3 separate regions of the Homo sapiens genome follow, and regions 1 and 2 are each linked to region 3. A link is an interaction called in ENCODE POLR2A ChIA-PET data of the cell type or tissue named here. Cell type or tissue: Panc1. All regions are shown on one strand. Links, peaks and the distances in the headings refer to the core of each region. The heading gives the core; the rest is flanking DNA. Region 1 overlaps MESP2 (mesoderm posterior bHLH transcription factor 2). Region 2 has its middle 7.8 kb from the start of SEMA4B. Region 3 holds the start of MIR5009 (microRNA 5009).

Evidence for each region. Peaks named below come from ENCODE experiments on the same cell type or tissue, not always from the same donor. Only the 100,000 strongest peaks of a DNase experiment are listed, where the experiment ranks them.
Region 1: POLR2A ChIA-PET joins it to region 3 with 6 read pairs; 7 of 35 experiments call an interaction of 5 or more read pairs at or near these places.
Region 2: POLR2A ChIA-PET joins it to region 3 with 5 read pairs; 5 of 35 experiments call an interaction of 5 or more read pairs at or near these places.

Annotation. Positions count from the first base shown.
Region 1 is chr15:89,778,135-89,788,207 of GRCh38, forward strand. MESP2 (mesoderm posterior bHLH transcription factor 2) reads left to right here. Exons shown (of 2, transcript NM_001039958.2): 2 at 1-620. The coding sequence ends at 200. It overlaps ANPEP (alanyl aminopeptidase, membrane), which reads right to left. Exons shown (of 21, transcript NM_001150.3): 21 at 6,761-7,367. The coding sequence ends at 7,215. Among named protein-coding and RNA genes, the nearest start is that of MESP2, 6.8 kb to the left of the region's middle. RefSeq lists enhancers at 3,804-3,863, 4,928-5,590, 5,591-6,252, 6,253-6,915. In Panc1, for the core only: no CTCF peak of the experiment used is centred there; no DNase peak of the experiment used is centred there; H3K27ac peaks cover 638 bases.
Region 2 is chr15:90,188,528-90,198,600 of GRCh38, forward strand. It overlaps a transcript of SEMA4B not described here. Among named protein-coding and RNA genes, the nearest start is that of SEMA4B, 7.8 kb to the right of the region's middle. RefSeq lists enhancers at 2,815-2,904, 3,105-3,404, 3,705-3,804. In Panc1, for the core only: no CTCF peak of the experiment used is centred there; no DNase peak of the experiment used is centred there; H3K27ac peaks cover 4,568 bases.
Region 3 is chr15:89,877,928-89,888,000 of GRCh38, forward strand. All of the region lies in intron 7 of ARPIN-AP3S2 (ARPIN-AP3S2 readthrough), which reads right to left. All of the region lies in intron 3 of AP3S2 (adaptor related protein complex 3 subunit sigma 2), which reads right to left. MIR5009 (microRNA 5009) reads right to left here and starts at 6,103; the gene lies at 6,004-6,103. It also overlaps the pseudogene RNU6-1111P. In Panc1, for the core only: no CTCF peak of the experiment used is centred there; no DNase peak of the experiment used is centred there.

The sequences.
Region 1 (10,073 bases), core at 605-5,604, 100 kb before region 3:
AGAGACTGCAGCCTCAGACCCCCGGGAGGTGCTGGAGCCACAGTGCAGAGGTGGTGCCCAACTCAGAGGACCAGGGACCGGGCGCCGCCTTCCAGCTCAGTGAAGCAAGCCCTCCCCAGAGCTCAGGCCTGCGGTTCAGTGGCTGCCCTGAACTTTGGCAAGAAGATCTGGAGGGGGCCCGCCTGGGCATCTTCTACTAAATGGCCTCGGCTTCCCTCTTTCCATCCAGGAATCAGTCCTGTAGCTTGGGTGCCTCCTTATTTGTTAATTAGTGGCTTTTCATGTTCTCCTTTAGCCAAGGCTCCCTTTTTCCAAGTGATGTCTTTCAGGGAAGCAGTGTTTGAAATAGATAGCGGGTACCTTCCCTGGATGGAGTCAGGGCGGGGGCACTGTCCTCCACTGCTAGACACCCCCAGAATGCCTGGCGCTCTGCAGAGCACAGTCTGAGCTGCTCTAAGAAGGGGTCTCCTTTACCCTAAAGGCAGCTGGGCAGGGACAGGTGGGAGAATGGGTGTAGGAGGCAGGCCCCAGGCTCTGCTTCTTGGTGACAGTTGGCCAGAGCCCTGTATGCTTTGATTTTTTTGTACTTAAAAAGAAAAAACACACACACACAACAAAAATTTGGTTTGGCCTTGTTTTTTGTTCATCAACCTGGGTTTTTCTTGCCTCTGGAAAAGGAAACATGTTTTCCTTCTGTGGGGAACAAGTTCTGCTGCTCTTTCCTTCTCTAATCCAGGCCTGCCAAGGTTTGGGTGGGCCCTCATTTGTCAGTTTGACCATATTTATTGCACTGGAGCTCCAGGGCCAAAAGCTCCACCTGGCTTGCTGTGCAAGGTAGCACAGGTGGGCTAAGCTTGGGCCTGCCCACTTGCCTCAGCCACATCACCACTGCCCTTTTGTGTTCTTCGGGTGCATTCCTGGTGACTGCTGGGGTGGGTGCATGCAGCTGTGGACAGACAGACAGGAGCCCCAAATGGGGAGACCACAGTCCCAGAGACCTGTCATTTAGGGCTCTTTCACAATGACATGAAATTTTCTTCAAAGAATACTGGGAGTGGTTCCTACGTGCTAGGCCCAGTGTATTAGTTTGCGAGGGCTGCCATACTAGAATGCCACGGGCTGAGTGCAGTGGCTTACGCCTGTAATCCCAGCACTTTGAGAGGCTGAGGTGGGAGGATCCCTTGAGGCCAGGAATTCGAGACCAGCCTGGGCAACATAGCAAGACCTTGTCCCTACAAAAAACTTAAAAAAACAACAACCACAGACTGGGTGGCTTAAACAACAGAAATTTATTTTCTCACAATTCTGGAGGCTAGAAGTCCAAGATCAAGGTGTAGGCAGGTTCAGTTTCTTCTGGGGCCTCTCTCTGTGGCTTGCAGATGACTGCCTGTTCGTTGAGCCCCTACATGGTCACACATCTGTCTCTATTGTCTGTGTCCTGATTTCTTATAAGGGCACTAGTCATGTTGGATCAGGACCTACCCTAAGGGACCCATTTAACTGTATTTACTCTTTTAGGGATCTTTCTTCTAATACAGTCACAGTTACATTCCGAAGTATTGGATGTTAGGGCTTAAACATAAGAAACTTCTTTTTTTTTTTTTTTTTTGAGACAGAGTCTTGCTCTGTCGTCCAGGCTGGAGTGCAATGGTGCAATCTCGGCTCACTGCAACCTCTGCCTCCCGGGTTCAAGCGATTCTCCTGCCTCAGCCTCCTGAGTAGCTGGGATTACAGATGCCTGCCACCATGCCCGGCTAATTTTTGTATTTTCAGTAGAGACAGGGTTTCACCATGTTGGCCAGGCTGGTCTCGAACTCCTGACCTCAAGTGATCCACCTGCCTCGGCCTCCCAAAGTGCTGGGATTACAGGTGTGAGCCACCACACCCAGCCAAACATAGGAAATTTTTTTTTTCTTTTTTTTTGAGAGGGAGTCTCACTCTGTCGCCCAGGCTGGAGTGCAGTGGCATGATCTCAGCTCACTGCAACCTCTGCCTCCCAGGCTCAAGTGATTCTCCTGCCTCAGTTTCCCTAGTAGCTGGCCTAGGTGCCTGCCACCATGGCTGGCTACTTTTTGTACTTTTAGTAGAGACAGGGTTTCACCATGTTGGCCAGGCTGGTCTTGAACCCCTAACCTCCAATGGTCCACCCGCCAAGGCGTCCCAAAGTGCTGGGATTACAGGCGTGAGCCACCACGCCCAGCCAGACATAGGAATTTTATGGGAACACAGTTCAGCCGCCTCAGCCTCCCAAAGTGCTGCTATTACAGGCATGAGCCACTGCGCTCAGCCATACAGGAATTTTATGGGGACATAATTCAGCCCATAACACCATGTGTTAGGTGCCAGAGAGAAAATATTCCCCAACTAATGTGAATTACAGGGAAATAAATGATCAGAGCCCAGGTCCTAAACACAAGGATGGGGGTTTGTGTGAGGTGCTTAGGGACCAGGATGCGGTAACCTGGTGGGAGGCGAGGTTGGCAGTACCATCTCATTCTTGAGTTACCTGATTCCTTAGTCCTGCTGCCTTGATTGCGGTGTCTTAAGAGTAAGAGGCACTGCCAGGATCTTGGGAAAAGGATGCCAAGATCTATTAGCAAAGGCTCCCGTGGGCATGGGAGCCAGCAGTGGTGGTAACTTCCTTCTGTATCTGCTGACTCAGGGAGGAGAGAGTGCAGAAGAGGTGACCTTGGAGCTGGGTGTTGAAGGATATGCAGGAGTTTATCAAGAGGAGTGAGGGAAGAGAGGTCCAGGCAGGAGCAACAGCATGAGCCAAGTCGAAACAGAAGCGTCTAGTGTCTAGAGATGACAGAGAAAAGTGGCAAACAGAGCCGGAAAGGGGCTTGGAGGCAAGTTTGTGGGGAGTTCCACGTGGTGGGTGATGAGGTTTTGGCCTCCGTTTCCCGAATGATGGGCAGCACTGAGGGTTGGGAGTTGGGGGTGAGCTGGTAAGAAGTCTGCTCTCAGTCCCTTCGGCCGCTTCATAGAAATGGAACCAGGCAGGAGGCCACTGCAACAGTCCAGCTTGAGAGAAAGGGAGAGGCAGCACAGAGCATGAGCTGCCTGATTTCCTGGGCTTGAGCTCTTGGCGTGTGGGGCTTTCCCCTCTCATCCTGCAAGGTTGCCCGTTGCCTCTGACACGCCCTGTGGCATCAGGCAAGTCACTCTTTCTGAGCTTCAGTTTTCACAGTTCCTAAAGGAGGAACTATCTTGGGTGGTGCTGAGGTACCTTCTTCCTCTAACCTTCCAGAAGTGCTCTGGTTCTGCCCTTAGGGCCCTGCTGTCCCGAGGGGCTGTCAGCCACAGCTGGAAGGATGAGAAAAATCCAGGCAAGGTTAGAGTAGACACACAGCATTGGGGCCCAGGTTGCGCATTCTACTCGGCTCTTACTTGCTGTGTAACCAAGTGAGACTGACAGATAAGCTTTGGAACCTCCCTGAGCCTCAGTTTCTTCAACTGTGAAGTGGAGACAATAATAGACCTACCTCTCAGGGTTTTAATACTTGGCACATAGTAAGTGCTCAATAAAATGAGTACTGAGGCCAGGCATGGTGGCTCACGCCTGTAATCCCAGCACTTTGGGATGCCAAGGTGGGGTGATCACTTGAGGTCAGGAATTTGAGACCAGCCCGGCCAGCATGGTGAAACCCCGTCTCTACTAAAAATACAAAAAATTAGCCTGGCGTGGTAGTGAGCGCCTGTAATCCCAGCTACTCAAGAGGCTGAGGCAGGAAAATCGCTTGAGCCCAGGAGGTGGAGGTTGCGGTGAGCGAGATCGTGCCACTGCAAGCCTAGGCGATAGAGTGAGACTCTGTCTCCAAAAAAAAAAAAAAACAAAACAAAAAAAGGAAAAAGAAAATGAAAGATTGCGTTAGCTATGCTGACTCCACAGTCTCGAAAGGCTGAGTCAGAGGAGCCACCAAGGCTGCTGCCTACAGAGCCTCAGCACCTTCCATTCCTGCTGGACTTGAGTGCTGAGGGCAGGCAAGAGCGCTGGGCAGGGAATCAGCCGCCAGAGTTCTAGTTGGTTCCTGCTCTTTGACCTTGACCAAGGCTCTGCAGGCATTCCTCTGGCTCTGTGTATCCTCACTGCATTCCAGGATCAGCCATGGAGGTCCTGATGAGTGCCAGCATTGTACACTGCCAGGTGGCATCGTCAGAGGTGTTTGAACCAGAGCGATTCCATCTTGAATAGGGGCTAGGCAAAATGAGGCTGAGACCTGCTGGGCTGCATTCCCAGGAGGTTAGGCATTCTTAGTCACAGGATGAGACAGGAGATCGGCATAAGATACAGGTCACAAAGACCTTGCTGATAAAACAGCATGCAGTAAAGAAACCAGCCAAAACCCGCCAAAACCAAGATGGTGACAAAAGTGACCTTTGGTCATCCTCACTGCTCATTATGCGCTGATTATAATACCTTAGCTGCTAACAGACACTCCCACCAGCGTATGACCGTTCACAAATGCCACAGCAATATGCAGAAGTTACCCTGTATGGTCTAAAAAAGGGAGAAACCCTCAGTTCTGGGAAATCCCCACTTCTTTCCCAAAAAACTCATGAATAATCCACCCCTTGTTTAGCATATAATCAAGAAATAAGGCTGGGCGCGGTGGCTCACGCCTATGATCCCAGCACTTTGAGAGGCTGAGGTGGGCGGATCTCCTGGGGTCGAGAAACCCCATCTCTAATAAAAATACAAAATTAGCCGGGCATGGTGGTGCATGCCTGTAATCCCAGCTACTTGGGAAGCTGAGGCAGGAGAATCGCTTGAACCCAGGAGGCGGAGGTTGTGGTGAGCCAAGATCGCACCATTGCACTCCAGCCTGGGCAACAAGAATGAAACTCCGTCTCAAAAAAAAAAGAAAAAAAAAATCAAGAAATAGCTCTTAAGTTTACTCAGTTGAGCAGCCCATGCTGCTGCCCTGCCTGTGTAGTAGCCATTCTTTGATTCCTTTCCTTTCTTAATAACTTGCTTTCATTTTATGGACTTGCCCTGAATTCTTTCTTGCATGGGCTCCAAGGATCGAGACCTCTTTCCAGTAACGGCACAAGCATGGCAGTATAGACGTCACGCACTCCACCCCAGCTCCAGATGGAGAACTGGCTTCCACTTCTGTGCAGGGAGTAAAGCCAGACAGTGGTTCCAGTTCAGTTCTACTGAGTTGTGACTTCATCTCCTTGCCCTGCAGTTTCCTTATCTGTAAAGCTGACATAAAGATATTCCTTATCTCATGGTACGGTTTAGAACTAAATGAAATAATGTGCATAAACTCTTCTCCCTGGCAGGCCAGCTCTCTCCTCTGCAATGTCCAGGGATCCTAGAGCCCATTAGAAACTCAAGATGGTGAGGCCGGCCCCTCCCACAGCTGGTCCCCAGAAGGTCAAGTGCCAGCCACGGCCGCTGGGTACTGGCGACAGGAAGGGTTGGCCCAAAGTGGCTGGCGGAGCTTAATCTGGGGCGGCCCAGGGAGCCTCCTGGCTGGTGGAGGGACAGAGCACCATCATCCGGGCTGGCCTCCGCCCTTAGCTCACCCTACTCTTTGATGTGCAGATGGTGGTGGGGGATGGGGGGCCTTCCTGGCCCCAGGCCTGCCTGCTTCTCACAAGGGGGAAGAGGGCCAAGGGTGATAATAAAACCCAGCTCTCCTTATGCGTCAGGCCATTTGCTAAGTACATGTATCTCCTTCAATCCACACACCAGCCCAACAGCTCTGACACTGCCTCGTTGTGCAGATGAGACCTAGGCTTGGGCATGTGGGTCCCTTGTCTAAGAAACTGAAACCAGACCTGCTGGACTCCATGATTCCAGCCTGCGGAGCTGGCTGTGGGTGTCTGTTGGAGGTGACTCCTAAGGACCCCTGTGGCTGTTCCCGCCTTCTCCCCCTCCTCTCAGCCTTGGATGTTCAACTGGGCCTTGCGGGGCAGAGGCTGAGGGGAGCCTGCCACAGTGGGGCTCCATTTGTCAAGAAATGCTCACCAGGGCCAATGTGTGCGTGGAGCTGCGCTGGTCCCAGGCCTTCTCAGAGTTGGCCCTGACCATCTTCTGCCCCAGGCGATGTGGAGGGCACAGCCCCCACTTTATGAGCCTGGCAAAGCTGTCCCCACCCCATGGTTTGCCTGCTCCTCAGCCCAGCCCATCCCTGTGTGCTGCTCTAGAAAACAACCTCTTTATGCATTGGTACCCACACCCCACTCCACCCTTCCACCACGGAAGACGGTGGGGCGTGCCCTTGGCCAGTGAAGGGTGGCACCAGGTATGGGACCCTGTGCTTGCTGCCTTCACTGCACAGACCTGTCCCGCATTGTCCCAGGTATCCCAGGTGTTCCCGTGGAGCAGGAAGAGGGGCACGGCCAGCACCCTGCACCCTTGCCTCATGTTAAGGAGGGTGCTTCCTGGAGAGCACTCCCTGCGCTCTGCCAGGGCCCCTCTCACCACTCACTGCGGGAGCACTGGGTCCACAGCTCCCCACCACCCAGCAGCTCCAGCTGCCATCAGAATAGGAATAAAAGGAGCCCTGCAAACCACCCAGCTAGCTCAGTCAATAGAGCATGAAAAGGAGCCCGGAGTCCTGCAGGCAGACATGGAGGCACAGGCGCAGGGCACCTGCAGGAAGGGCCGGCAGGCTGGGCACGTCTCCCCTCCTGTGCTCTGGGGTCCCAGACTCCACGGTGCTCCGCATGCACCCAGCTTCCCCCACCCGGCCTCCCCAGCTGCTGTATTGACCCACTCCTGCTTTAGTTTAGTAATGAGTCTCACTCATCTAGAAATCCTTTATTTACATTTTCTCTTAGAAAAAAATATACAGATCTGCTGCCCTGTTGATTCCTCAGATTTAGGGTCTTTAGGGAAAGGTGAAAGAGGGTACAGGGCGGCCCCCAGCAAGGCCGTTCATTGTCCATCGAGAGCTTCTGCTCATCTGGCCCTGGAGCTGGGCTTCCCTGAGATCAGCCCCAGGGCACTGGGCGACAGGTGCCATGCCAGGCCTAGGGCGGGGTTGGCATGAGGGGCAGGGGCTGGGAGGTGCTCAGGCAGCCTGGGTCATCAGGAACTAGACTGGCTCACAGGCAGAGAGAACGTGGGCTGGAGACTTTGTCCTTGAGGGGAGGACACTGGTGCCTCGGGCTCCAGGAATGGAGGCCCTGCACCAGCCGCTGGGATGGACACATGTGGGCACCTTGCATGGGGGCCGGGTGACTTCAAGGGCTGGGGACTATTTGCTGTTTTCTGTGAACCACTGGAGCACCACCTCCTTGTTCTCCTTCACCCACTTGATGTTGGCTTTCGTCTTCTCCAGGGCTTGCTCCAGGGCCCGGGTGCCTGAGCCGAAGCCTGTTTCCTCGTTGTCCTTCTTGAACTGCTCCAGCTGCCAGAAAAACAAAAGATTCTCAGTCCGGCTGGGTCCCTAACAGCCTTGAGGAGGAGCTCTCTCAGGCCTCTGGCTTTCCACTCCCACTTTAGAGTCCCCATGGATGGGACCACACCCTGTTCCAGGGATAGGCAGGACGTCCACCTTGCTCCCGGGCAAAGTCCTTGTGAACACAGAGGTTGCAAAATGACAATCCCAGGCAAAACCTGGCTCAGGGAGATTCTGGCCTTCAGGTGTAATATTTTATTATAATATCAATCCAATCAAGAGAGTAGAGAGGGGCTAATGAAGCAACCAGCCAAATCTAAAATGTGGAAATTTCTATACCACAAATGATCCAGTTGCTTCAGTAAATAAATGGGTTTAAAAAAAAAATACTCCTACAAATTAGAAGAGTTATCAGTCCTGGAGGTTCTAGCCAGGCAATCAGCCAAGAGAATGAAATGAAAGGAATCCAGAAAGGAAGAAGTAAAACTATGTGTATGACATGTTTGCATACATAAAAATTTTAAGGAATCCATTAAAAAATCTATTAGAACTAATGATTTCTGCAAGGTTGCAGGATACAAGAGCAATACACAAATATCAATTGTATTCCCATACATTAGCAATGAAAAACCTGAAAATGAAATTAAGAAAACAATTCCATTTACGATAGCATCAACAAGAATAAAATATTTAGGAATAAATTTGACAAAATAAGTGCAAGACTGGAATGCCAAAAACTACAAAACATTTTTGAAAGAAATTAAAGAACACCTAAGTAAAAAGAAAAAAGACCCAAATAAATCTGTGTCCATGGACTGGAAGATTTAGCATCATTAAGATGGCAATAGTCCCCATATTGCTCTAGAGATTCAATCCCATCAAAATTTTAACTACTTTTTTTTTTTTTTTTTTGCGGAAATTGATCAGTGATCCTAAAATGCATAAGAAATTGCAAGGGACCCAGAATAGCCAAAACAATATTGAAAAAGAACACAGTTGGCCAGCCTGGGCAAGATGGTGAAACCCTGTCTCTGCAGAAAAATACAGAACATTAGCCGGGCATGGTGGCATGTGCCTATAGTCCCAACTACTCAGGAGGTTGAGGTGGGGGGATCACCTGAGCCTGGGAAGTTGAGGCTGCAGTGAGCTGTGATCTCACCACTGTACTCCAGCCTGGGTGACAGAGTGAGACCCTTTCTCAAAAAAAAAAAAAGCAAATTGGAGGACTCACACTTCCCAATTTTAAAACTCACTACAAAACTATAGTAATCAGGACAGTATGGTACAGGCATAAGGATGCAAATATAGATGAATGAAATAGAATTGAGAATCCAAAAACAAACCCTTATATTTACCGTCAATTGATTTTCAACTAGGTTGCCAAGACCATTCAGTGGGAGAAGAACAGTCTTTTCAACAAATGGGACTTGGACAACCGGATATCCACATGCAAAAGGAATGAAGTTGGACCCCAACCTCATATCATATACAAATATTAAGTCAAAATAGATCAAATGCCTACGTTTGAGTGAAAACATAATAAAACTCTTTTTTTTTTTTTTTTTTTTTTTGAGGCAGAGTCTTGCTCTGTCATCCAGGCTAGAGTGCAGTGGTGCGATCTCAGCTCACTGCAAACTCCGCCTCCCGGGTTCAAGCAATTCTCCTGCCTCAGCCTCCCGAGTAGCTGGGATTACAGGCGCCCGCCACTGCATCCAGCTAATTTTCGTATTTTTTAGTAGGGACGGGGTTTCACCATCTTGGCCAGGCTGGTCTTGAACTCCTGACCTCATGATCCACCTGCCTTGGCCTCCCAAAGTGCTGGGATTACAGGCGTGAGCCGCCATGCCTGGCCAATAAAACTCTTAGAAAAAACATCGTCAGGTCTTTTGTGGGTTTGAAAAATTTTTTTGAAATAAAAAAATAGGTATAAATCTTCATGACCTTGGGTTAGACAATACTTTCTTAGATATGATACATAAAGTATAAGCAACCAAAGGGAAAAAAAACAGATAAATAGGATTTCATCAAGATTTAAAATTTTGGGTATCAAAAGACCTATTAAGTGAGTGAAAAGACAGTCCATAGAATGGGAGAAATACTTGCAAACCCTATCTCTGATTAAGGGTCTAATATTCAGAATATATAAAGAACTCTTACAATAAAAAGACAACCCAATTTTAAAATAGCAAAAGACTGGGCACAGTGGCACATGCCTGTAATCCAAGCTACTCAGAAGGCTGAAGTGGGAGGGTTGCTTGAGCCCAGGAATTTAAGGACAACCTAGGCAACATAGTAAGACCCTCTCTCGAAAAGAAAAATAGTCAGTTTTACCCATTTCTCCAAAGATACACAAATGTGTATAAGGCCAATAAGCACATGAAATATTCAACATCATGTCATTCATTACTCATTAGGGAGATATAACTGAAAACCATAATGATACCACTTCCTACCCACTAGATGACTATACTAAAAAAAGAGGGAAAGAGAGATAAGTGTAGACATGGAGCAATTAGAACCCTCATGTGATACACTGCTAATAGGAATGGACAATGGTACAGTTGCTTTGGAAAACATTTTGTCAGTTTCTCAAAAAGTTAAACACAGAGTAACCAAATGACCCAGCAATTCCGCTCCTAGGTGTATACCCAAGATAAATTAAAACATGTTTGTACAAAATTTGCACGTGAAGGTCCATGATATTCATCACAGCCA
Region 2 (10,073 bases), core at 1,942-6,941, 310 kb after region 3:
TGAAGCAGGAGAGTTGCTGGAACCTGGGAGGCGGAGGCTGCAGTGAGCCGAGATCGCACCACTGCACTCCAGCCTGGACGACAGAACAAGACTCCGTCTCAAAATAAATAAATAAATAAAAATAAATGTAGATCAGGATACGTATTGTCTTTTTTTGTTTGTTTTTTGAGACAGAGTCTCGCTCACTCTGGGTGCAGTGGCGCTATCTCGGCTCACTGCAAGCTCCGCCCCCCGGATTCATGCCATTCTTCTGCCTCAGCCTCCCGAGTAGCTGGGACTACAGGCACCCACCACCACGCCCGGCTAATTTTTTTGTATTTTTAGTAGAGACGGGGTTTCACCATGTTAGCCAGGATGGTCTACGATCTCCTGACCTCGTGATCCGCCCGCCTCAGCCTCCCAAAGTGCTGGGATTATAGGCATGAGCCACCGCGCCCAGCCAGGATGAATATTCTCTGAAAGAACAGTTTAAAGGATCCTGATAAACTAAGCTCTGTGAAGGCAGCAACCACGTCAGTTTCCTTAAACTTGAGCAATACTTAGAAGGCAGCAAGTGCACAAGAAATATGTGTTGCATGAATGAAAGAAGGAAGTGGGGGGGAGGAAGGAAAAGGAGGAAGTGAGCGAGGGCAGGAAGAAAAGGGAAGGAAGGGAGAGGAGAGAAGTGAAGGAAGGAAGAAAAGGTAGGAAGGAGGGAGGGAAGGAAAGAAGGAAGGATAAACATTGGCTTATATTATCAGAAGAGGTGGATGGCTATAACTTGAGACAAAACGTGGTTGATTTCTGACTATAGGTTGAATATCCATATGGGTTCTGGAGTCAGCAGATCTGAGTTGTGGTCCTAGTCCTGACTTGTCACTTGTGTGACCTTAGTAAGTCCTGGAACCTCTCTATGCCCCAATTTCTCACTTCTGAAATGGCAATAATAACTGATATCTCACCCTGTAGTGAGAATTAAGTAAATGATTGAATGTAAAAATTTGGCACAATCCTCACTTATAGTAGGTGCTCAATAAATATTAATTAGCTATATAAATGTCAACTTTGATGTAGCTGGAAAGAATTTGCCAAATATTTCATGTCAAGGTTATATAACTATTCCAAACTGAGGTATAATTTCTTTTTTTCTGATAAAGGCTAATTTTGAAAGTTCCTTGTGTCTGCAGACTAACGCACCTTAGAGAAATGGTTCTTTACTTTTTTTGGCGGGGAGTGGGGGCTGGTAGCAAGGAGCTTTTGAAATTAAATGAAAGCTCTGATTCCCTCTCTCCTGAAATGGCATCTCATTCTTGGCGTTCACAGCTCCCTGAAGCCCACCCGTGTGGTGAAGGGGGTCCCTGCTCTGCTGCACTGCTCACAGGCTATAGTGAAAGAACTCAGGCAGCATTCATAGAAGAGGTGGCTGGGAGGAGCAAGCAGGGTCAGCCGTCTTTCAAGGGGTTTGTGGAAACCAAAAGATGAGACGGCTAGAGATAAGCACATGTGGCCCCGTGGGTGCGTCCTCTTAGAGCCCACTCTCCTGCTAGGGCCAAGCTGGGGCTCACTCAGAACCTTGTGGGCTCCAGAGTCCCTGGTGTGGTGCCCACCAGCCGGACCCTCATTCACAGTGCATAAATGGTGCTGCAGGGTGGCTGCTGTGTGAGATTCCTATCCAGGCATGGATCTTTGGTGCCACCCTCACATCAGCTTTCTGTGAGTGTTGTCTCCTAATACCACTGCTTTAGGGTGGCAAGTGGGCACACTGCCACAGGTGGTGCATTCCTCAGAACCTCCACCCTGGCAAAGCAGGGTGAGAGTACAGCCTACAGAGCCTTAGGAGATCCGTGGCAACCCGTCTGTGCATCCCCGCTACCCACCTAGGCATACCTGTTCCTGCCCACTCTCTGGGATCAGCATCAGAACCAAGAGCAAGGCTCTGTCTGGGAGTAAGAGTGGCAGCCACCAGGTGACCTGAGGTGATGGGGAAACTCCAGGGTCAGAGAGCTCCTCCTCCCTGGGAAGGAAGAGGCAGAGGGGAGAGCCTTGGGCCTTTGGGAAGGAAGGTTGGTTTCCTGAGGTGGAGGGAGGGCCCTGGCCTGTTCCTTTTTCCCCTCACAGGGGTCTGGTGCTCAGACTGGGATTTTAGAGGGAATAACTCGATAGCAAATGGGGAGGTAGATTCCTCACTTCATGGGATCTTTGGAACCAGGGTGTGTGTCTGTGTGTGTCTGTGTGTGTCTTGCTCTGTGTCTGTGTCAGTGTCTTGCTCTGTGTGCATGTGTGTGTATGTGTGTGTGTCAGTGTCTTGCTCTGTCACCCAAGCTGGAGGTACCATCGTGACTCATTGCAGCCTCTACCTCTCAGGTTCAAGTGATCCTTGCACCTCAACCTTCCAAGTAGCTGGGACCACAGGAGCACACCACCACACCTGGCTAATTTTTAATTTATTTTTTGTAGAGACCGGGTCTTCCTATGTTGCCCATCTGGTCTCCCCTGGACAGGCGAGTGGGTGCAAAAGCAGAGGCAGACAGCGCCTCCTGAACTCATATTGGGGGAGCAGAGGAGTGACAGTGGCAACTTCATGTTCTACCCTGTCAGGGCAGGGACAGGTTGAGCCCTGCTGATTGCCCCACAGCCCTGTGGGGCGGAGGGATCCCCTCCCAGGGAGTGGCCAGCTCAGGCCCCAACAGGCCCCAGTGGGGGTGGTGCTGGGTGTCAGGCTCCTCACCACAGCGGACGCACCTGGGACTTGGGCTGGGCGGGCCGGTTCTTTCTCCCCATGAGAGTTGCAGCCTCAGCACCAGCTTTGCAGGAGGTGGCTGAACTTGAGGGAGTACCCAGAAGGGGGTCCTCAGAGATGGGCATCTAAGATACTTCAGAGTTGTTGACGCCATGGGGCAACTTTCATGGGGAGGTGAACCAATAACATAGCAGGCATGGCCTTGCTCACTGAGCATTCACTACATGCCAGTGTTGCCCGTGGCTTTATATGTACTCTCTCCAGCCACCCATGAAGTGCTGTTCATAGCACTCCGTCCTAGATGAAGAAGCTGAGGTTCAGAGTGATTGTGTGGCTTGCTAAAAGTCCACAAAATATGGAAGGTAGTGAATTCTTCTGACAGAAGAACCTGTGTGCTCAACCACTGGATTCTACCACTTCCAGGAGCAAGAAAAACAAGAGGCCGGTAGCGGGGAAAATGGTTTGGGGAACGGAGATGAAGCCATTTATTTACATCTGTTGCCAGACCCTGGGTAAAAGCTGCCAGTGAGTTTTGAAGGCAGTGTAAGTGCTGACCCGGGGTGGATGCCCTCTGCTGCAGAAGGCGCTGCCCCAAGGAAGCTCCCAGCCCTGAGGACTTGGCAGCCATTGGCTGATTTGAAAGAATACACAGGGTGTGCCAGCTGGTGTCGCTTCCTCTTCAACATGTACTGATGCTGCAGCTGAGCTGCTGCCCAGCCCCTGGGGAGAAGACACCAGCAGCATGCCCAGCCAGGGCAGGGTGGAGAGCTGCAGCTGCAGGTTGGCATAAGAGGAGAGCTCAGGGCTACAAGGGGATGGTGGTGGGGGGCCAAGGCCTGGAGAGCTGGGCTGCAGCCAGTGTATGTCTGCGAGGCCTTGCTGGGCAGCCTGCCAGTCAGCACCCGAGAATGGGGAGGAGCTTGAGTGCTACCCCAGGAGGGGGCGGGTGGGACCTTTGGGTTCAAGCTCCACTGGGCTTGGCAGGAGGCCCCTCCCCCACAGCCAGCAAACAAAGCAACAACTCCCAGAGTAGAACTGTGGGAGCTCCAGAGCCAGGTTCCCCTGGGTGGGAATTAGAGCAGGCAGACCTGGCCAGGAGCCGCCTGGCAGGGACCATCCATGCCCAAGGACATGGCCTGCATGCAGCTGGGCAGAGGCTGTACCCATGGATGATTAATGGGTATTGATCACTTGGGAGGCCAGATGTAGCCTGGACACTGCTGGCACTTGCCCTGCATCTGTTCCCTTTGTACTGGGCAGGGTAGAGAAGCAGCAGGGATGTGTGTTCATTTGCTTTTTACTTTTAGCCATGCTTCCCTTTATTTTCTTTCCCTTGTAGCTTTTTTTTTTTTTTTTTTTTTGAGATGGAATCTTGCTCTTGTCACCCAGGCTGGAGTGCAGTGGCACGATCTTGGCTCACTGCAGCCTCCGCCTCCTGGGTTCAAGCAATTCTCCTGCCTCAGCCTCCCGAGTAGCAGGGATTACAGCCTCACGCCACCATGCCTGGCTAATTTTTGTACTTTTAGTAGAGATGGGGTTTTGCCATATTGGCCAGGCTGGTCTCAAACTCCTGACCTTGTGATCCTCCCGCCTTGGCCTCCCAAAGTGCTGGGGTTACAGGCATGAGCCACTGCGCCTGGCCTCGTTTCGGCCTCTTTATAATGGATTCCTATACACATTCTTGTGCTTCTGTCCTTGTGTATGTATGTGTGTGTGTATGAGAGAGAGAAAAATGAGGAAGGTCCATGGGGAGGAGGTGCCAGAGCGTGTGAGTGTGGATGGAGAAGAGGCCAGCTTTGATGATGACTTCATTTTGCTGGCCAAGGCACGGAGGAAGCAGTGCTTTTCTCTTCGTCTCTTATTTTGGTACTCCCTTTCCAAGCTGCCTCCTGAGCTCTTTATAAACACTGGCATTCTGGCTGAGAAAGACTCGCCAACATCCAAGAGTGGCAAAGGGGAACAGGAGACACATCGTTGGCTTGGGAACCGCTCCCGCTCGCAGGAAGTCTGCTCACAGGAGATTTTTCTCTGTCAGTGTCCTCGTGTGGTTTCTAGTCTGGGGAGAACACATCAGCACACTAACGGAAGAAAGGGGAGCCCGCAAAGACCAAAGCTGCTGTGCTGGGGGCGTGGATTCGAGGGCTCTTCTCCAGGCTGACAGCTGGGACCCTCATTTTGTCAGCCCTGTGGAGTTCCTACTAGAGTGCCATGCAAGGCAGTGGGGATTTGGAAGATGGAAGTCCTGTCACTGTCCTCAAAGGACTTGCTGCCCAGTCGACATAAGACATATTGGAAGCATTTGAGCAGGATATGATTATCCGCTTAGTGAGGCCGCATCAGCCCCTGTCTCCTCTGCTCTGAGATGAGCACAGCAGTCACACAACTCATGTGTTGCCAAGACACCAGGGCAAAGCAGCCCCACTGCCATTTTAGGATCTGCTTGATGTGGAGATTCAGGGACTCAACAAATAGTGATTGAGCATGTGGCCAACATCAGGTACTGTTCTAGGTGAGTGCAGTAGGCAGAAGGTAGAAGAAGGAAATGTAGCTAGTACCTTGACTTTGACAAGATTTCTTGCAATCTTTTTCATAATATTCTTTTTTTTTTTTTGGGTTGGTCGGGGGGACGGAGTTTCACTCTTGTGCCCAGGCTGGAGCACAGTGGCGCCATCTTGGCTCACTACAACCTCTGTCTCCCGGGTTCAAGCGATTCTCCTGCCTCAGCCTCCTGAGTAGCTGGGATTATAGGTGTGCACCACCACGCCCGGCTAATTTTCATATTTTTAGTAGAGACAGCGTTTCATCATGTTGGCCAGGCTGGTTTCGAACTCCTGACCTCAGGTGATGCGCCCACCTCAGCCTCCTAAAGTGCTCAGATTACGGGCAATGAGCCACTGCTTTCAGCCCATAATAGTCTTATGGATAATATGGAGAAATGTGGGCTGAACAGTGCAGTTAGGAGGACACATAGCTAGTTGTTCAGCCTATAAAAGATATTGATCAGGCCAGGCGTGGTGGCTCACACCTGTAATCCCAGTACTTTGGGAGGCCAAGGCAGGTGGCTCACCTGAGGTCAAAAGTTCGAGACCAGCCGTGACCAACATGGTGAAACCTCGTCTCTACTAAAAATACAAAATTAGCCGGGCGTGGTGGCGCATGTTTGTAATCCCAGCTACTCGGGAGGCTGAGGCAGGAGAATCGCTTGAACCCACGAGGCAGAGGTTGCAGTGAGCTGATATCATGCCATTGCACTCCAGCCTGGGCAACAAGAGTGAAACACCATCTCAAAAAAAAAACAAAAAACATATTGATCTGTTCTAACCTTGATGGAGGTCTCTAGTGGCGTGCCATTGGGCTCCGTTTGTGACTCTGTCTCACCCATTTATTTATTTACTTACTTATTTTCAGGCTCCCAAAGTGCTGGGATTATAGGTGTGAGCCACCGTGCCTGGCTGTCACCCATTTTTGTTTAATCACTCAAAATTTTAAATGGAAAGATTAGTACAAAAACACCCAATAACTCTTCACCTATATTGACCAGTTTTTGCCAGTCACATTCATGTTCTTTCTCTCTAGTACATGCACATACATATATATGCACATTTGTTTTTGCTGAATCATTTGAAAGTAAGTTGTAGACATCGTGACATTTCAACTGTAAAGCTTCAGCAGGTGTCTCTGAAAGACCAGGACTTAATCACATCTGAGAAATGCCATTATCATAGCTAAAAAAATGAAGAATGCCATAATATCATCTAATACACAGTCCATATTAAAATTTCCCCAATTGCTCCATGGCTTTTTTTTTTTTTCCAACATTCAATCTTCAATCAAGGTTCACACGTTGCTATTGATTTTGTTTGTTTTTTTTTAGACAGGGTCTCATTCTGTCTCTTAGGCTGGAGTGCAACAGCATGGCTCCCTGCAGCTTTGACCTCCTGGGCTTAGGTGATCCTCCCACCTCAGCCTTTCAAGTAGCTGGGACTACAGGTGCGCACCACCATGCCTGAGTAATTTTGTATTTTTTGTAGAGACCAGTTTCACCCTGTTGCCCAGGATGGTCTTGAACTTCTGGGCTCAAGTGATCCACCTGCCTTGGCCTCCCGAAGTGCTGGGATTACAGGTGTCAGCCACCTCGCCTCGCTGCATTTGATTATTATGTCTTTTTAGTCCCTTAACCTAAAACAGCCCCACCCCTGTCTGTTTTGCCTCTCACTAGATTGCCCTTTCTGAAGAGTCCAGGCTAGTTGTCTTGTAGAATACTACTCATGCTGGATGGGTCTGATTGTGTTTTCATTGTTAGATCTGGGTTACAACACACCTTTGAGAAGAATGCTGCAAACATTGATGATGTTTTGTACTTGTTGTTTTTTCTTTTTTTGAGACAGGGTCTCACTTTGTCACCCAGGCTGGAGAGCAGTGGCGTGATCTCAGCTCACTGCACCCTTGACCTCCTAGGTTCAAGCAGTCCTCCTGCCTCACCCCCCGAAGTAGCTGGGACTACAGGCATGCGCCACCATACCTGGCTAATTTTTGTAATTTTTGTAGAGACGGAGTTTTGCCGTGTTGCCCAGGTTGGTCCCGAACCCCTGAGCTCAGGCAGTCTGCCTGCCTCGGCATCCCAAAATGCTAGGATTCCAGGCGTGAGCTGCTGGGCCCAGCCTGTTTTGTACTTCTCTTTTTTTTTTTTTCGAGACGGAGTCTCGCTCTGTCACCAGGCTGGAGTGCAGTGGCGCGATCTCGGCTCACTGCGAGCTCTGCCTCCTGGGTTCACGACATTCTCCTGCCTCAGCCTCCCAAGTAGCTGGGACTACAGGCGCCCGCCACCATGCCTGGCTAATTTTTTTTTTTTTTTGTATTTTTAGTAGAGACGGGGTTTCACCGTGTTAGCCAGGATGGTCTCGATCTCCTGACCTCGTGATCCGCCCGCCTCGGCCTCCCAAAGTGCTGGGATTCCAGGCGTGAGCTGCTGGGCTTAGCCTGTTTTGTACTTCTTATTGCATCATATCAGGAGGAAAATTACGTCAAATAGTCCCATTACTATGATGCTACTTTTGTCTAATTGGTTAAGATTGAGGCCCCGAGATCTCTCCCTTAGAGATAAATGTTCCCTTTGGTAATTAGTAAGTCATCTGTGGGACAGACCTTGTTAACATATAGTTTCGTAACAATCTTCCACCCAATGGTTTCCCATCCACTGATGATTCTTACTTGAATCTAGATTTTCTAATTCTATCACCATTTCTTCTACTTTTTTTTTGAGACAGAGTCTCGCTGTCGGTCAGGCTGGAGTGCAGTGGCGTGATCTCGGATCACTGCAACCTCCGCCTCTTGAGTTCAAGAGATTCTCCTGCCTCAGCCTCCCGAGTAGCTGGGACTACAGGTGCGTGCCACCACGCCCAGCTAATTTTTTTGTATTTTTAATAGAGACGGGGTTTCACCATGTTAGCCAGGATGGTCTCGATCTCCTGACCTCGTGATCCGCCCGCCTCAGCCTCCCAAAGTGCTGGGATTACAGGCGTGAGCCACTGCACCCGGCCTCTTCTACATTATTAACCAGCATTTTTTGGTAAAGAAAAGCTTCCTTTTCACCCCTTATTTTTTCTCTCTCTCTGGGTTTCACTGTGGACTAATGGATTGTTTTTAAATTTAATGTATTAATCCATTACTTCATTATGTTTTAATGCTCAGATTGGTCATCAAGCTGGTTCCGATGTCCTTTGGACATGGCCTCATTAGTTTCTGATCATTGCTTTCTGGCCCAACAAAATGTCTCATGTTTATGTCGTACTTTCCCTTACATTCACCCAAAGAATCTTGGTTCTCTTATTAGAGAGTAGGATTAGGAAACCAAGATTGGCCAGGTACAGTGGTTCATGCCTGTAATCCCAGCACTTTGGGAGGCCGAGGTGGGCAGATCGCTTGAGTCCAGGAGTTTGAGACCAGCCTGGGCAACGTGGTGAAACCCCTTTCTCTACAAAAAAATTACAAAAATTATCCGAGTGTGGTGGTGCATGCCTGTAGTCCCAGCTACTCAGGAGGCTCAGGTGGAAGGATTGCTTGAGCCTGAGAGGTGGAGGTTGTAGTGAGCTGAGATCTTGCCACTGTACTCCAGCCTGGGTGACAGAGTGAGACCCTCTCTCAATAAAAAAGAAAAAAGTAAACGAAGATTTAGGTGCTAGATCTGCTCACCCAATTTTTGTTTTTTTGGGACGGAGTCTCGCTCTGTCCCCCAGGCTGGAGTGCAGTGGCGCGATCTCGGCTCACTGCAAGCTCCGCCTCCCGGGTTCACGCCATTCTCCTGCCTCAGCCTCCCGAGTAGCTGGGACTACAGGCGCCCGCCACCACGCCCGGCTAATTTTTTGTATTTTTAGTAGAGATGGGGTTTTACTGTGTTAGCCAGGATGGTCTCGAGCTCCTGACCTCATGATCCGCGCACCTCGGCCTCCCAAAGTGCTGGGATTACAGGCGTGAGCCACCATGCCCGGCCCTGCTCACCCAATATTTTTATCAATAGCTTGAATAAAGGCATAAGGAATGGTTATCATGTTTACAGATGACCCCATACTGGAAGGGGAAGCCAAATGTATGATAATAGAATCAGTTTTCAACATGACTTCAGTGGGATGACATCTGAGCCAGAACCACTAGATTTATTTATTTTATTATTAATTAATTAATTAATTTTTTTTTTTTTTGAGATGGAGTCTCGCTCTGTGGCCCAGGCTGGAGTGCAGTGGCGTGATCTCGGCTCACTGCAAGCTCCACCTCCCGGGTTCGCGCCATTCTCCTGCCTCAGCCTCCTGAGTAGCTGGGACTACAGGCACCCACCACTGTGCCCGGCTAATTTTTTTTTGTATTTTTATTAGAGACGGGGTTTCACCATGGTCTCGATCTCCTGACCTCGTGATCCGCCTGCCTCGGCCTCCTAAAGTGCTGGGATTACAGGCGTGAGCCACCGCGCCTGGCTGGTAAAACTCTTTATTGGACCAAAGTTGATATAAAAAAAATAGTTCTGGTTGTCAGCTGACATGAGTCAGCAGTATTCTGTGACTCAAGTTGCATTCATTCATTCATTCATCCAGTACTTACTGAAGTCCTGCTTACCATGTGCCAAGCACTATTCTAGAGGCTTGAGATACATTACTTAACAAACCAAATAAGCAAAAATCTCTGCCCTCTCAGTCAGCATTCTGGGGGAGATGGGATGTCAGACAATAAAGAAAAACCATAACTAATATATCGTATGTTATTCAGTGATGAGTGCTCTGAAAAAATATCTCAAGGTATTTTTAAGGAGATAAGGGGCATATTAGGAGGAAGTTCAGATTCTTCAAGGTGATAAATGAGCAAA
Region 3 (10,073 bases), core at 2,168-7,167:
TGTTAGACTCGCTTTCACTAAACCTGACAGGACTATAGAAGGACAATATTTTTTGGTTCGTGAATTCTACTTTTTGAACATAAAGTGCTGTAGGTAGAATGAAATCTCATACATGCATTTTTTTGTGTCTGTTATCTTGTGTACTTTTGTACTTAACCTTGTACAGTTATTTTCATCTTTTAAAACATAAAATAAATGTTATGCAGATGTTCGTTAGAAGATCTTGCCACTGGTACATAATCCAGCACAAATAAGCTGGGTGGTGATGATAATAAAAATGGTTTTCTCCAAAGGAAAAAAAAAACAACAGCAAAACTGTAGGAGAATATTTTCATACCTTGGGAGCTATGAAGAAAACAACTTCCAGATGTACCTACATAAAGCAAAAAGACCAATGGAGTAGGAGAAAATATTTGCAATAAATATAACAAAAAAAGAATATGCATACAATTAGGAAAAAATCTAACTTACAAACAAACAAAACAAATGAGCCTTTTGAAAAGTGGACAAATATCGTAGACATTTCCAAATACCAAAGATACGCAGCCTCACCACTATTCAGGGAAACTCTAGTGAAAACAATGAATTTGCATTTTTTCACCCATCAGATTGGCAAACATTTGAAAATATTCTTATTTTTATCTTATTTTTGAGACAAGGTCTTGGTCTGTCATGCAGGCTGGAGTGCAGTGGTATAATCATAGCTCACTGCAGCCCTGATCTCCTGGGCTCAAGCAATCCTTCAACCTCAGCCTCCCAAGTAGCTGAGAATCACAGATGCATGCTACCACCCGAGGCTAATTTTTGTTGTTGTTGCTGTTTCTTTGTTTGTTTTGATACAGGGTCTCTCGCTCTGTCACCCAGGCTGGAGTGCAGTGGCATGATCTCGGCTCGCTGCAACCTCCGCCTCCCAGGTTCAAGTGATTCTCCCGCCTCAGCCTCCTGAGCAGCTGGGATTACAGACGTCCCGCACAATGGCCCAGCTAATTTTTGTACTTTTAGTAGAGACGAGGTTTCACCATGTTAGCCAGGCTGCTCCAACTCCTGACCTCAAGTGATCTGCCTGCCTCAGCCTCCCAAAGCGTTGGGATTACGGGCGTGGGCCGCCGCACCCAGCCAGGCTAATTTTTTCGTAGAGACAAAGTCTCACTATGCTGCCCAGGAAGGTCTCAAACTCCAGGGCTTAAGCGATCCTCCTGCTTTGGCCTCCCAAAGTATTGGTATTACAGGCGTGAGCCATTGCACCCAGTGTGAAAATATTCTTAATATTCAAAAGTCAGTGAGGTTATGGGTAAACAGATACATTCTTATTACATTCCATTAGTACAAGTATCAAAGGCAAAGCCTTTGTTTGGAGGCAATTCAGCAGTATCTATCCATTTAAAAAACACATGCCCTTATTAAAGCAGCAATTCCAATTGAGAAATCTGTACTATGGGAATTAACATATGTGCATATAGATGCACGTGGAAGGATGTCATTGCAGCATCCTTTACAATAGCAAGAAATTGGGAAAAACATAGATGCCCACAAGTAGCATGATGAATCAAAGATGATGATACATCCATATTATGGAAAATCACACACCGTCAAAAAAAACTGCATGTGGAAAAAGCTCCAGAACTTAAATGATGAAAAAGAAAGTTTTAGAACTATATATAGAGTATGATTACTTTTAATTTTTATTAATTTTTATTTTTTGGGGTCTCACTTTGTCACCCAGCCTGGAGTGCAGTGGCACAATCTCGGCTCTTTGCAACCTCCACCTCCTGGGTTCAAGTGATTTTCCTGCCTCAGCCTCCTCAGTAGCTGGGACTACAGGCACCTGTCACCACGCCTGGCTAATTTTTTTGCATTTTTAGTGGAGATACAGTTTCACCATGTTGGCCAGGCTGGTCTTGAACTCCTAACCTCAAAGTTAGGTTGCAGTGAGCTGAGATCACGCCACCGCACTCTGGGCGACAAGAGTGAGACTCCAAATTATATAACAAACTTACATAGTACTGGAGGCATTATAAATTAACATACTCTTCATTTTTTTTTTTTTTTTGAGATGGAGTCTCACTCTTGTTGCCCAGTGTGCAGTGGCATGATCTCAGATTTTAGAGTTATTAGAATGTGATAAAATGTGCATCTTAGGATATATAAAATATGATATTATAAGCCAGGATCTAGACTTCACTGGAGTCTGGGTGACGAAGTGAGACTCTGTCTCCAAAAAATAAAAAATAAATAAAAGAAACTTTAATGTAAGATTCAAAAGAAGAAATGAATAAACAAGAGGGAAATGCTAACTGTTAATTCACTTCTAATTATAATTATAATCCAACAGGGACTTTTTGGGACCTTTACAAATTATTCAAGAATACATATGGATGAACAAATAGTTATAAATATCAGAGAACGTACTGAAAAACAACTGCCACAAAGGGGAAATAACTAGTCTTACTAGGTATGTGAAACTATATTGAAACAATAAATAGCCAGGTGCAGTGGCTCACGCCTGTAATCCCAACACTTTGGGAGGCCGAGGTCAGGAGTTTGAGACCAGCCTGGTCAACATGGTGAAACCCCCGACTCTACTAAAAATACAAAAATTAGCCAGGTGCGGTGGTGGGCGCCTATAGTCCCACCTATTCAGGAGGCTGAAGCAGGAGAATCGCTTGAACCCAGGAGGCGGAGGTTGCAGTGAGCCGAGATTGCGCCACCGCACTCCAGCCTGGGCAACAGAGCAAGACTCCGTCTCAAAAAAAAAAAAAGAAACAATAAATAAAACAACATGAAAGTAATGCAGAAAGAAAAATGTAACTCAGTTAACTCAGTAGAATAAAATGAAGAAATGAAGGGTAAAAACTAAATCCAATTATGTATTAAATGTTTATTCAACCATTGTTAAAGGTGTGATGACTACATGCTAGGAACATACCATTGTTGACACCACAGTCAACAAGTCATGTTCTTATCCAGTTTATATTCTGGGTGTGGGAAGAACAAGGAGGCAAATGAAACAAGATATTTTCTATTGTCCTAAGTGCCCTGAAGGAAGTAAACAGGATGATGTGACAGGGGTTACTTCAGATAGAGTGCTAAGAAAGTTTGTCCAAGGATTAAAATTCGAGCTGAGACATAAATGGTAAAAGTCAGTCATTGAAAGAGCTGAAGTGAAGGAACCTAGATGAGAGTATTCCAGGGGACAGAACAAGTATAAAGGCCCAGACACAAAAATGTACTTGTGTTTGAAGAACAGCAAGAAGCCTAGAGCATAGTGAAGATGAGCGTGTATACGGTGAGGGGAGAGAGAGGCAAAGGAGCCGGACCATGTTGGGCCTTACAGGCTGTAATAGGGGGCTTGGGTTTCACTCTGAACTTAATACAGTATACAACATTAGAGTTTCTTCAACAAGGGGAGGTAAAAATGGATTATTTACACTTAATATAATAGGTTAGACAATAATTAGTTAAATAAGTTTTAAAATAAACTCAAAATACGCAGATTTACTTATTTGTTGATGATAAGGCAAACCATTATTTTATCTAACAAAGAAAAAAAATGCTGCCAATTATAATTGTTAAGATGTCACCCACTACAACACACATCCAGATTTTAGAGTTATTGAAGTGTGATAAAATGCGCACCTTAGAATATACAAAATATGACATTATAAGCCAGGATCTAGATTTCACTGGACAAGTGGTTCAATTATATTATAGAAGGCTGACATGGAAAACAAAATTATAAACCCACACGTGGAAAAAGGAAGCATGATTAATAAAAATTCAAATGTGTGAGGTACCTCTACCTGGGTAGAAATTTAAAATGACACATTTCAGTACTGGAGTTACAAGGAAACAAACTTATATAGTACTAGAGGCATTATAAATTAACATACTCTTCATTTTTTTTTTTTTTGAGATGGAGTCTCACTGTTGTCGCCCAGGCTGGAGCGCAATGGCACGATCTCAGCTTACTGCAACCTCCACCTCCCGGGTTCAAGCAATTCTCCTGCCTCAACCCCCCAAGTAGCTGGGATTACAGGTGCATACCACCACGCCCGGCTAACTTTTTGGATTTTTAGTAGAGACAGGGTTTCACCATGTTAGCCAGGCTGGTCTTGAACTCCTGACCTCAGGTGATCCGCCCGCCTCGGCCTCCCAAAGTGCTGGGGTTACAGGTGTGAGCCACCGTGCCTGGCTAACATACTCTTTCTAAATATCTATCTAGCAACATGCATTATGATTAGAAATATTAATTCCCTTTGATCCAGGCATTCTGTTTTTAGCAGAATAGGCACAACCGTTTGCATAAAGACTTAGAGTAGTTTTATTCATATTAATTAAAAAAAGAAACAAAGTATCCAGTGTCTGTTATCCTAGGTGCTCTGCTACCTGAATCAGCTGAGAACACTCATTTTACCCCCCTGTTCTGCTTTGACCTACTCTTTTTTTTTTTTTTGAGACGGAGTTTCGCTCTTGTTGCCCGGGCCAGAGTACAATTTCAGCCCACCACAACCCCCGCCTCCTGGGTTCAAGAGGTTCTCCTACCTCAGCCTCCTGAGTAGCTACGATTACAGGCATGTGCCACCACACTCGGCTAATTTTTTGTATTTTTAGTAGAGACGGGGTTTCTCCATGTTGGCTAGGCTGGTCTCAAAGTCTCCTGACCTCAAGTGATCTGCCCGCCTCGGCCTCCCAAAGGACTGGGATTACCGGCGTGACCCACTGTGCTTGGCCAAAAGCTACTAATTTCCATATGTTAAACTTGTATTTAGTCACCTTACAGAACTCTATTATTAGTTCCAATTGTTTCCAACTGATTTGGATTTTCTAGATAATCAATTCATCTGTAACTATTATACATTCTGAAAACTAGTAAAGCAAATCTCCCATCACTGTCCTTTTTCCCTAGAAATATACTTCTGCATTTCTTGGCCACTCCTTTTCCCTGATAAATTTTGCCTTTACTGAGTTCTATAAACTCTCCTGACGGAATTATACTTGGTTTTCCATTTGATGTATTGCTCACCACCTTTGGGACTACTGTCATCTTTGCTTGACTCTTCCCAACAACGGGAGAGTTTGTAGCTCCATTTGTTCCAACTATTCCTTTGTTTTTTCTTTAAGATTTTATAATTTTATTGGAATCAATGTCAAGTATTCCATACCAAGTTAATTCCCAAGCACTAACTATCCTTTATTATTACTGTAAATGAGACTTCTTTAATTATGAATTTTCTAGCTGTTTTCTCAGAAATAGGAAATTTAATTTTGTTGGCTTTATCTCATATTCTGTCATTTTGCTCATATCATTTCCTTACTTATAATTCTTTAAAAATATTTTCTATGTCCATAATCCGGCCACCTTACATTGATAACTTACCTCTCTTTCTTTCTTTACTATGTCACTTCTTCATTTGTTTTTGTATCACTCACTACAAATGTTTGTTAAAATTAGAGTAAACAATAAAAGATACTCCTTTTTTTTTTTTGAGACAGAATCTCGCTCTGTCACTCAAGCTGGAGTGTAGTGGCATGAATATGGCTCACTGAAACCTCAACCCCTTGGGCTCAAGCAGTCCTCCTGCTTTAGCCACATGAGTAGCTGGGACCACAGGGGCACACCACCTGATTTTTTATAGAGACTAGGTCTCACTATGTTGCCCAGGCTGGTCTTGAACTCCTGAGCTCAAGTGATCCTCCTGCCTCAGGCTCCCAAAGGGTTGGGACTATAGGTATGAGCCACTGCACCTGGACGAAACACCCAACAAGAGCATTCATAAATGCCTACAGATTTCACCCTTGAGATAACATTGGCTCTGGTTCTTGGCTCTTGGTTTTGAAACTAAAATTGATTGCTTCAAGGAAAGTAAACTAGGTGATAAGGGGAAAGGGGAAGAAGGATATTTTTCACTATACAGGTTGAACACTTAAAATCCAAAAACCTGAAATCCAAAACACTGCAAAATCCAAAATTTTTGAGTGCCAACATGATGCTCAAAGGAAATGCTTATTGGTCATTTCAGGTTTTGGACTTTCAGATTTAGGATAAGTATAATGCAAATATCCCCAAATCTGAAAAAGTCCAAAATCCAAAACACTTCTGGTCCCAAACATTTCAAAGGGATATTCAACCTGTATACTCATAGTGTGCCTCTGAATTCTGAACCACATAACTATATTCATTTCTTCAGAAAGTAAACAGTTACATTAATAAATGTGTACTTTTAATCAAAAATGCTTCTTATTCCAGTTTGAGTGTATTTAATATAATTTGTATAATCGCTCCTCTCAGCAACTACTAATTTTTATTATATTAGTTTTTCTTACTGCTATAATAGACTATTAATTTTTCTTTGTTATACTGACTTGCATTCTTGGGATAAATACTATTTGGACACAATGTATAATTCTTCTATTTAATAGTATGCAGTTTTCCTGCTAAAGAAATAATTTTAGGGCTAGAAAAGAATATCTAGTATCTTTGTAGATTAAAAAAAAACCACTCAACACACAGAAGAGACAAAATGCAAAACAAACAAAAACCCTTAAGGCCAATAAAGCCTAGATGATTTGTTTAAGGTCACACTGCTTGTTAATGGCAGAGTCAAAAAGAAAAAAAAGGCAGGTCTCACAATCCCTTGGTTCAACTGATTGTCGGCTAAGATTTTACTTAGTAAGTAATTTTGTACCAGTACTAATACGCAATATTTGACGAACATCTTCCCCTTTTTTTTTTTTTTTGAGATAGAGTCTCACTCTATCACCCAGGCTGGAGTGCAGTGGCGCAATCTCGGCTCACTGCAACCTCCGCCTCCCAGCTCAAGCGATTCTTCTGCCTCAGCCTCCCGTGTAGCTGGGACTACAGGCGCATGCCACCACACCCAGCTAATTTTTTTTGTATTTTTAGTAGAGACAAGGTTTCACCATATTGGCCTGGCTGGTCTCGAACTCCTGACCTCGTGATCCTCCTGCCTCGGCCCCCAAAGTGCTGGGATCACAGGCGTGAGCCGCTGTGCCTGGCCCATCTTCCTTTTTAGAGTCAGGTTTTTGGATGATAACCAATTTATTCCATAAAATGCGCTTAGGTAGTAGGATTCCTTGTTCTAAGTTTTAAAAAATAACTTAATGTAACATCCAGGTTTTAATGTACTTCAACTTTAAAAAATTCTACTGTGACCCCATTAGGGAGTCAGTTCTTTTTTTAACATCTATTATTTCATCCTAATATTATTTCAGTGCCTTTATGTTGACCTCATTTGGGCAGTTTTTTGTTCTTGTTTTTTTTTTTGAGATAGAGTCTCGCTCTATTGCCCAGGCTGGAGTGTAATGGTGTGATCTCAGCTCACTGCAACCTCTGCCTCCCAGGTTCAGGTGATTCTCATGCCTTGGCTACCCAAACAGCCAAGCAGCTGGGATTACAGGCATGTGCCACCATGCCCAGCTAATTTTTCTATTTTTAGTAGAGACGAAGTTTCACCATGTTGGTCAGGCTGGTCTCAAACTCCTGGTCTCAAGTGATCCACCCTCCTTGGCCTCCCAAAGTGCTAGGATTACAGGCATGTGCCACTGCCCCAGGCCAGAGCAGTTATTTTTGTAGTCGGCTATTTCAAATATATTGGTAGTATAACTATGTATATATCATCCCTTTAAAACAATGTTTTCTATTTCTGACTTCTATCTTCTTTATATCAATTAGGCCAACTATTTATTAATTTTTATTGTCTTTTCAAAGATCAGATGGGTCCAGTGGTTCACACCTGTAATCCCAGCAATTTGGGAGGCCAAAGTGGGAAGACTGCCTGAGCTGAGATGTTCGAGACCAGCCTGGACAACATGGTGAGACTTCATCTCTAAAAAATTCAAAAAATTAGCCAGATGTGGTGACGCATGCCTGTAGGCCCCATTACTCAGGAGACTGAGGTAGGAGGATGGGTTGAGCCTGGGAGATGGAGGCTGCAGTGAGCTGTGATCACACTACTGCACTACAGTTTGAGAGCAAGACCTTGTCTCAAAAAAAAAAAAAAAAAAAAAATCAAACTTTTTAGTTCCTATTATTTTTACATTTTACTTATCTGATCTTACCAAATCCAATGTACAATGTACACTAAATATTTAATAAGTGTCTATTAAATTATAAAGTTAGAGGCCGGGCGCAGTGGTTCACACCTGTAATCCCAGCACTTTGGGAGGCCGAGGCGGGCGGATCACAAGGTCAGGATATCGAGACCATCTTGGCCAACATGGTGAAACCCTGTCGCTACTAAAACTACAAAAATTAGCTGGGCATGTGCCTGTAATCCCAGCTACTCGAGAGGCTGAGTAAGGCAGGAGAATCGCTTGAACCAGGGAGTCGGAGGTTGTGGTGAGCTGAGATCGTGCCACTGCACTCTAGACTGGCAACAGAGCAAGACTCCATCTCAAAAAAAATAAATAAATAAAAAAGTAAAAAAAGTTATAAAGTTAGTCTTTTTGTATTGTTAATACAAATCTCCAAGGTCCATTTTCTCTAATAACTGTGGCCCAATTTTTTTTTCTCTTTTAAAAAATTTTCTTTATTTTTTATAATATGGAATGCTTCACCAATTTGCATGTCATCCTTGCATAGTGGCAATGCTAATCTTTTCTGCACTGGTACACTTTTAGAATATATGCTGCTGAGGCAAGCACTCCATCCCAATTTTTAAAATACATTATCACTATATTTCCTTAATTTTCAAATAAACTCGTATTATGTACACATTTCTATAGCCTGCTACATACAGTTAACAGTACTATAAAGCACATTCTCACATTTGAATTCTACAACCTAATATCACTTTTCAGATGGTAGATTCATGACCCAAACCCAGATTTTCTGATGCTAGATCTTGAGCTTTTTTTCTTTTTTTGAGACAGGGTCTCACTCTGTTGCCCAGGCTGGAGTGGAGTGGCACAATCTTGGCTCACTGCAACCTCCGCCTCCTGGGTTCATGCGATTCTCCCACCTCAACCTCCCAAGTAGCTGGGAGTACAGGCATATGCCACCAGGCCCAGCTAATTTTTTGTATTTTTAGTAGAGACATGGTTTTACCATGCTGACCACGTTGGTCTCAAATTCCTGGCCTCAAGTGATCCACCCACCTTGGCCTCCCAAAGTGCTGGGATTACAGGTGTGAGCCACTGCACCCCGCCTTGAGCTCTTTCTATTATGCTGATTATCAATGTCCAATCTGACTCAGGTTTTAAGAAAGTATTTAAAAATTATCTCCGAGATGCATCTGTTTTAGATGGGTTCATCTTTATTTATATTTTTATGTATAAGTGAATACGACGTATGAAATTTTTAATTATCCTACAAAACTATATATTCAAAATTTCAATTTATTTGTTCCAAGATATATTTAGCTTTTAAACTTTTATCTTAAGAAAACAAATTTTGTTCTAAGCATTTATTTATGTATTTATTTTTATTATTATTTTTTTTTTGAGACGGAGTCTCGCCCTGTCACCCAGGCTGGAGTGCAGTGGTGCGATCTCGGCTCACTGCAACCTCTGCCTCCCGGGTTCAAGCAAGTCTCCTGCCCCAGCCTCCCGAGTAGCTGGGATTACTGGCACGTGCCACTACGCCCGGCTAATTCTTGTATTTTTAGTAGAGACCGGGTTTCACCACATTGGTCAGGCTGGTCTTGAACTCTTGATCCATCTGCCTCGGCCTCCCAAAATGCTGAGATTACAGGCATGAGCCACCGCACCCGGCCTATTTATTTTTAATTTATTATTTTTTTGAGACGGAGTCTCACTCTGTTGCCCAGGCTGGAGTGCAGTGGCATGATCTCGGCTCACTGCAACCTCCACATCCCAGGTTCAAATAATTCTCCTGCTTCAGCCACCTGAGTAGCTGGGACTGCAGGTGCACACCACCATGCCTGGATAATTTTTGTATTTTTAGTAGAGATGGGTTTTCACCACATTGGCCAGGTTGGTCTCAAAATCCTGACCTCAAGTGATCCGCCCGCCTTGGCCTCCCAAAGTGCTGGGATTATAGGCATGAGCCTATAAGCCCATAGGTGGAAAAGAAAATTCTATAGCTGTAAAAT